Regions from separate parts of the Homo sapiens genome. Here region 2 is linked to region 1. Evidence: chromatin contacts called from ENCODE Hi-C or POLR2A ChIA-PET data. All regions are on one chromosome and are shown on one strand. Each heading gives the region's core, a stretch centred on a gene start or an enhancer-like site at or near the end of the contact. The rest is flanking DNA. Distances are from core to core; before and after follow the strand shown.

What was found. A loop is a pair of places that touch in the nucleus more often than their neighbours do. ChIA-PET counts read pairs that join two places held with the same protein, here RNA polymerase II (POLR2A). Pooled maps may share reads with other maps.
Region 2: a map of Calu3 shows a loop between it and region 1 (2.7-fold over the local background). The contact joins two enhancer-like sites. A Hi-C loop is called at or near these places in 1 of 168 maps with a recorded cell type or tissue (Calu3) and 3 of 50 pooled maps. POLR2A ChIA-PET finds 5 or more read pairs at or near these places in 1 of 52 experiments (PC-9).

The regions. Positions count from the first base shown.
Region 1 is chr3:156,302,897-156,306,733 of GRCh38, forward strand. All of the region lies in intron 1 of KCNAB1 (potassium voltage-gated channel subfamily A regulatory beta subunit 1), which reads left to right. Among named protein-coding and RNA genes, the nearest start is that of KCNAB1-AS2, 77 kb to the left of the region's middle. Within about 2 kb of position 1,760, at least 3 of the 41 ENCODE cell types and tissues checked have a DNase peak (open chromatin) inside an H3K27ac peak, as active enhancers do.
Region 2 is chr3:157,128,540-157,132,376 of GRCh38, forward strand. No RefSeq gene overlaps it. Among named protein-coding and RNA genes, the nearest start is that of LINC00880, 7.5 kb to the left of the region's middle. RefSeq lists enhancers at 1-829, 1-88. Within about 2 kb of position 1,597, at least 32 of the 41 ENCODE cell types and tissues checked have a DNase peak (open chromatin) inside an H3K27ac peak, as active enhancers do.

The DNA.
Region 1 (3,837 bases), core at 510-3,009:
ATGGGAATAGAACTTCTTTCTAGCACTTGGGATCATGGGAGATGAAGCAGCGCATTCCCAGTGCATCTGGGAGGCTCTGTTCACATCACAGAATAGACCTTAACCCTTCCATAAAACTCACGCTGTCCCTGCTTTGTTCACATTGTCATAGCAGTGTTGTGGAGGAGAAAAGAAGGAGTTTATTATGACACACATTTTCAAATGTTTTAAATCTGATGTAGTTTCCCCTCTGTGAAGTTCTGTCTCACATGCCAATAGAAAAGCCTGGGTGTTCCCCAGTTCTTTCCAAAGACCTACAGCTCTCTTATCACTGCCTAGAATACTGGGCTTTGAAGGTTATACTCTTGATTTCAAATCATTTAAGTCTATATACTCTCTCTTGGCATGCAAGCAAAAGTACCAGATTGCATTATATCTGGGGAGAAATATTAGTGGTTACAAATCAAAGTGAGTTAGGAAAAGAGTTTTCTGGAAATTCAGAAATCAGGAGACTCAAGAGTTAAAACTCAACCTTTGCCTATAATTTAGTCTCTTGTGGCCAGATATTGTTTCCTGGAGGCTGTAAGAGACACAATGCTTGAGTAAGATGGAAATGAGGAAATGGCTCCTGGGGGACCTTGCTGATTGTGAACTCTGCTACCACCCTGACCTATAGTCTGGGAAGCAAAGCATGGGTTAGAATGCAATAATGGAGGAAGTCATTCTAAAATAGGGATAGGAGGATATTGCTCTAGAACCCCTCACAGGGCTAGGTAACTCCCCATGCACTTTCAGCTAGGTGGCATCATCTTTATATAGATAGGGCAGTGTATTTAGAGTCAACAGTGCACATCAAGCCCCTCTAGTACTACACTGAGGATAGTAAGGGGAAGAGCCTGACCTACTTTGCTGTCTTCCAAATTACTATCACCAGGGTCTGTATTCTGACTTAGAAAAGACATTTTGCTTGGGCCTAATGCAAATACAACAATGAAAATGTTGGTTCATGTTGACAGTAGAAAAGAAAAATAAGCAAATCGAAGTCTGCATATTTATTCTGCAGATGGATTCTGCCTGATTACAAGTCATTGATGATCATTAATGAAGCAAATGTGATGAGGTTAGTGTTTTTCAATTTCATTTCTTAGCAGCAAGGCAGTACTATCACACGACAATATCACTGAGAAAGTATTTGGCCTTACTTTAATAATGATTAATTTTAGAAATAGAACATTCGTAAAATGTTAGTTTATCATTTTGCTTGTTAGTATTCATGTTAAGGATATTAGCACAGTCTCTACTTATTTTGAGATAGAAATACTTTGGGGACAGGGTTTGACAAAAGACAAATGCTAATTATCAGAATGTCTGAATAACATTCTTTGCCAGTAAAATCATTCTTTATGCTGATTACCTCATGTCAACATCCAAACTAAGGGAATGAATAGTTTAACTACTATTATTTTATCCTTGAGAAAAACTCTGAAGGGGGAAGCAAGCGATGTTATGCCCATTTTAAGTTACCGCAACTGAGGCACAACATAAACAGAACTTAATGGTATATTATGTAGTCTAAATTATTGGACTTTTGATATCAATTCTAAGTTCAGACAGCTTCTGGCCTACTTCCTGTTATACTGACCAGCGTATGTTTATACTAATAGTGACTCAGGATTAAAAGGAATGTAATATTGGCAAATGACATTTCTGAACAAGGTTTTAATTTCCCTTGTTGGCATGTGGCAGTGGAATGTCCCCCATAATTACTCTGCTGAGAAAACCAGGGCAGAGGCAGGACTGGAGCAGTGTGGTGGTACAAAGAACATGCACTAAAGAGTTCAGGACTGATGCCAGAATCCAGAGGCTAACGGAAGGTTCAGCAGCCATTGCGGTTTTTTGTTTTTGGCAGTTCAAGCTATTAGAAATCTGCCTCAAGGGAGGAATAAAAGCATCATCAGGTGTTAATAGGTAAATTAATATCAAGCTTAAAGAAGTAAGAGATACTTTGAAGATGATTTTTATGGCAAGTATTTATCCTACATGTTTAGTCCATAATTTATATCGAGTATGTGAATGTGTGTGTGATGTGCGCTAAGGTGCACACACATACATGAGGTCATAGGGGTGAATGGCTCGGTGGAAGCATGGCATACTAGCTAAAGGGACTCGAGTATCAGTTTACTTCACTTTGTCTTTACTACCAGTATCTGTAAGATGGACTTGGTAATCTTTTTCAAGAGTTTCAGGATTGTTTTCATAATTGCAAGCGACCATATACCTGAAGTACCAATTACTATCCATTAAAATTGTCATTAATATCAGTATTAGCATAGAATGGGACAAATAGACAAGAAAAAAATTAAGTTCTGTGAACATATGATATCTTTGCAATAGGTCTTGTTATTTAGCTTTGTATGTGCATGGCTTCAAAATATTCCTGTTTTAATCATCCCCAGTCCTAGCACGGTGGCTTGGTATGTTGTAGGTGATCAATAAAGGATTGCAGGATGGATGAATGGATGCATGAGTGATCCAGTTTTCATAAGCTTCAAAGTCTTCTGTGGGATTGCATTACAATACAACCCTTTTGCTTTCCAGTGCAGGCTTAATTCTCTATGAGACTTGTCCTCTTCACATTCACGATGGGCTTCTTTCCTTTGGAAATAGGAATCCTATCTGTTCTTGACCTTGGTTACTGAATAGCCTGACCTATCCTTGGTGTCCCCCAAATTATTCTGCCATAATGACTGGAAACTAATAGTTGTACACAGTTTCTGTTATATCTACTTACACCCAGCCTTGTTCCAGAAAAGAATTTAAGGTGGCTCTCAAATTTGCATAGGTTACAAAAGAAAAGAAACCTAAAAACAACAGAGACAGGAGTCAAGGATGCTTGTGACAATTCATCCTACTATTTAGACACTAAAGAGCACACATGTCCTCAAGAAACATTTCCTGGTCATTGTCTGGGTAGTTGCAAAAGAGAAAGTGGAGCTGTGTGTGGGGTCCTTGGGAGACAATTGTGCAGGGACTGCTTGAGTCTTTGTTTTTGTTGGTCTGCTAAGAATGTGGGTCAGCATAAGGTAGCGATTCCTGAACTTATCACTTGATCCTTTACAAAGAGGGGGCAATGGAAGCAACATGGCTTGTGAAACTGTATTCCTTAAAGTAGTGAACAGATCAAGTAACAAAAAGAGAATATCTGCGTGGAAGCTATACAGTGGGGGCAAGTTATTGATATTGATACTTACAGGTTAGTATTGATCAATTAAAAAAAGTGATGTAACTATTCCAAAACTCTTAGAAAAACATGGATTTTGAGTGTTGATCTGATGTGGTGCACAGAAGGAGCTGAGTTTTCCCTGTGTGGCATGTTCAGTGACTCTGGCCTTTTCTCAAGGGGTGCAGTAGCCAGGAGACTGAATAGTCCAGGACTAGGCAGCAGGGCCACTTGAAATCCCAACTCCAAGTCCATTCACCAGGACCTGCAAAGAGCTACAACCTTTTCTTCGAGGTTGCATGAAGAAAGATGGGATCCTCCAGTTTGGTTGTACTGGGGTAAGTTTGGTGAGACCATTTGAAGATATTAACATGTGGTGTTCCTCCCTGCATCTCTTCACTTTACTACATTCAAGCAAGTAGCTTATGTAGTATTCTGCAAATACGTCCTTATTTGCAGAAAGTGTGTTTTCGGTGTCCAGATGTCTAAGTCCATTACAGAGAGTCAGGTTTGAAAGAAAAGGCATTTCCCAGATTAAGCTGAGATTCTGCTGGTTTGGTGGGAAGTCTGTGGGTCCCATGAGCCTTGCTCCCTGCAGCGTCCAAGGCACGTGATGGCCCTGTGGACATGGCCCTGTG
Region 2 (3,837 bases), core at 347-2,846, 830 kb after region 1:
CATCGACTCCCTGTGATCTCCCTGGAGCCTCAGACTCTCAGAAGAGCAGGTCTCAGAACACTGGAGATGAAAGGAACCTGAGACACCATGTCATAAGCCCTGCCCACCAACCTCCCTATCATGTGACTTCTCGGGCTGGTTGTGTTTTTTTTTTCCCCAGCTACTCTGATAAATCACATTGTTTGGATGGCTGAGCTCTGTCTCTGGTCTGACTTTAAAATTAAGGTTCACTTTGCCCCTCAACGCCATGGGTCCAGCTCTCAGGACTCCTCCAGGCTACCTTTACCTTCCATTTTTGAGGTAGTGTCATCTACCAGCAAGAGCTCTGAGCCATAAATCAGGAAACCAGGGCTTCCTGCTTCTGTCCTCTGACCAGACAGAAATGGAGCATTCACCAAGTCACATCATCTCTTTGGGACTCATCAGGGTTTGACTGTGTTTTCCCCAGAGTCCCTTCTAGTACCAACAGGAGAGGATCAGATCATCCTAAAAGCCCTCTTCAATTCTGAAGTCAGTCATCCTCTATCAGAGTTCCTGAACACAGCCAGGCTGGTTCTGCCGGGGATAGCCGTGGCTTGTGACTGCCATGCCTCTCCTCCTCCCAGGAAGGTACAGAATCCACAGCCTCAGGAATGCCAGGCATTCTGCCAAGGGCGCCCTTCCTTTTCTCGGTCTGGTTTCTCAGTCTCTCTCTTCCCAATCTAGACTAGACTGTCACCTCCACTCACCAATCCCGTGGAGGGGTCAGGGGTGGGACGGAGGAGAGCCAGAAACGATGAACTGCGACTCTACTCCTCATCTGTGTGGCAGGCCTGTCATTCCTCCTCCAGTCGGGCCTGCCTAACTAGACCAGCACTGGGGTCACTCTGCGTGTGAGTGGGGAGGGATTCCTGCCTATCCAGTGACCCTGCTTAGTGGGTGGATGCCACCTCTGTCCCTGGAGCACCCGAAGCACCCAGGGGCCCCCACCTACCTGTTTCACTTCTCCAGGGCTTCCGTGTAAGGCCACCTCCCCCACCTCAGGCCTGGCCCCTCTTTGCTAAGGACTGCTTATCCCCAGGATGTTTTTGGCACCTTCTGGGCCACAAAGGTGCTTCCTGTAAAAGAACAAACCGCCCCAGGTTGCCTTTTGACACATCTATTTCAGGGTCAGTTGGCATCTTATGTTTCGCCTAAAAAACTGAACAATCTTTTTTCTCTCATCCAGTAAGAAAAGTCTTTTTTTTATTTTCACATGGGTTTATGCACCCCCTGCCCCCCACCTTTTCAGAAGGAGGCTCAATGCAAGTATCTGTGTTATAAACTAGCTTCCTACACTGGCCCTGCCCCTGCGCGGACTTAGCCTTCCTAAGAAGGGGCTCCTTTTCTCCTGGCATGTGCTCGGCTGCTGGAGAGAAAGGCCTATTGTTCTTCATGTGCCCAGTACACTCAGCCAGGCAACACGCTGGGTGTTCCTCCCAGGAGGTAGAAAACCGCCTCCCCAAGATCGGATCATTTTATACCTTGTGTTTTGTTTGGTTTTGTTTCTGGCCTTTCCTTCTTTGCTGTACCTCCTTCCCGAGCGCTCAGAGCCCATAGAGCACTTATTTCTTTCCGTTCCCTTTGCACAGTGAATTGCCTTTTGTATGCCTTTGATGTGATTGCTCAGCTTCCAAGGGAGGGGAACGAGTGTCTCGTCTCTCCCACCTAGAGGCTCGTGCTGCCTGTGGTCAGGAAGAGAGCGAACAAAGGCGTGCTTGGCCCCGAGGGAGGCTGGGGTAGGGCCCACGCGTGGAATGTAGGGTCTCTTCTGCCCAGAGGTGGAAAGTCGAGCAGTGCTTTGGGGTCTGCGGGGCTCTCCAGCGATGATTTGGGGTGCTCATGGCAGGGCTGAGCTGGGCAACAATATGAGGAGAGGTTTTGCTTCTTGGTCCCTGTCCCATCTGCTTAGAGTATCCGGGTTGTCTGGGGCTCCGAGGGAGGAGCACTACAGCAGGAGCCAGGAATTCGCCTGCCTCTGCCACCGTGTGACCCCGCATGACACTGACCCTCCCAGGGGGAGCCTCCCTTTCCTGGCCCTTGAGTGGGGCAATAACTCCTGCCCCACCCGCTGGCTTTCTGGGTCTCATGTGGTGAGGAGCAAACACGACACTCTCTGAGGAAACGCGGTGAGAAGCAAGAGCCCTTTGTGAGTCAGAGGTGGTGGCTGTTGCTGTCTTTCCCACTGTTTACCAGGCGCCCCCCACCCAATTTCCCGTGAGCATCTAGTGACCCCATGCTACCCCCTTGTGGCCAAAATGCGACTCATCATTCATTGCTGTGAAATTACCTTGCTATTAAAATCGTAAGGAAAAATAAATAATGAAAGTAATTAATAATAATGAATATATAGTAATTAACCCAGACTGGAATACCTTTACTTTTCATCAATAAATCCATAAAATATAATTTTTAATACTTTTTGATGGAGGAAATGGCGCATGAAGAAAAAAGTGCTTAATGTGGGCCCAGACCCAAGGTGAGCGTGGGACTGAGGGCGCCCTTCCCGGCTACTACCCAGCTGCTGGCGGCGCCAGGGAGGCCTGCCCGAGGCCAGACGGTGGCCACTTGCCGAGGCTCCCCTAAAAGGTCCTATATGTCCCCAAGATGATGGGGCCAGGATGAGGAACAGGTGAGAAAGCACTTGGCCGCTCTTCCTCAGCTCTTTAAAATCTTTTCAGGTCCCTCAAGATTACAAAACACTTTAATAGCTATCTTTTTCTTTACTGAGATAGAACCGGTTGTCTGGAGGCAAATTAGAGCTCCTGCATGTTGAAAAATAAGTGACCAATAACTGCGTGTTTCCTCGTTACAATCTCCTTCCTCAGACACAATCTCACCTTCCACTCACCACAGCCCTGAAGCAGAACTATCCTCGTTTTCAGACGAGGAACTTGGGGTCTGAGAGATCATATGCTGGTCAGATGGAGCAACAGCCTGAACCCAGGGATTCTGATATCAAACCCCTCACTTTTTTCTTTTCTTTTTCTGTTGGGGGGGGTGGTTGGGGGGACAGGGTCTCTCACTCTGTCACCCAGGCTGGAGAGCAGTGGTGTGATCACAGCTCACTGCAGCCTCACACATGTGGGCTCAAGCAATCCTACCACCTCAGCCTCCAGAGTAGCTGGGACCACAGGCATGCACCACCACACCCAGCTAATTTTTGTATTTTTAGTAGAGACAGGGTTTCACCATGTTGCCCAGGTTGGGGTCGAACTCCTGAGCTCAATGAATCTGCCTGCTTTGCCCTCCCAAAGTGCTGGGTTTACAGGTGTAAGCCACCATGCCTGGCTCCCCTTACTTCTTTTACTATGTGAAGGGCTTGGAGTTGAATACTGGGTGAACCCCAGCCCTGCAGAATGAGAACAGTCTATATGGAGAGGAGGAAATGCTGCAAAAAATGTACCAAGACTTTTCCTTCCATACCTGTGGAATAAATCTAGTCAACAGTCATCCTCTAGTCACGATGAATAATCTCCTGGAAACTCATGCCTTTGACCTGGATAAGTGCTTTCCTTTTCCCTTCTCCTCTGGCAGAGATTCCTTCAGAATATTCGCCTCTCCAGATGTCTTCTTTACTTTCCCGATAGCCTATGCCCAGGTTTCTGAGGAGTTTCCTTTCAGACGTGGCTTCCTGGTGTTGTAACTGGGATGCAGTCTTGCCCTCTGTGTCCCTCCAGCCGCATGTCCTCCCTCTTTTCCTGAGAAGGCAGGGTCATGGACATCTAGAGACCCACTGCAGAAGTGAGAATTTTGTCGACTTAGTGCCAAGTATTGTCCTGCTTTGATGAAACCAATGAGCACAACACTGAAGAGCTT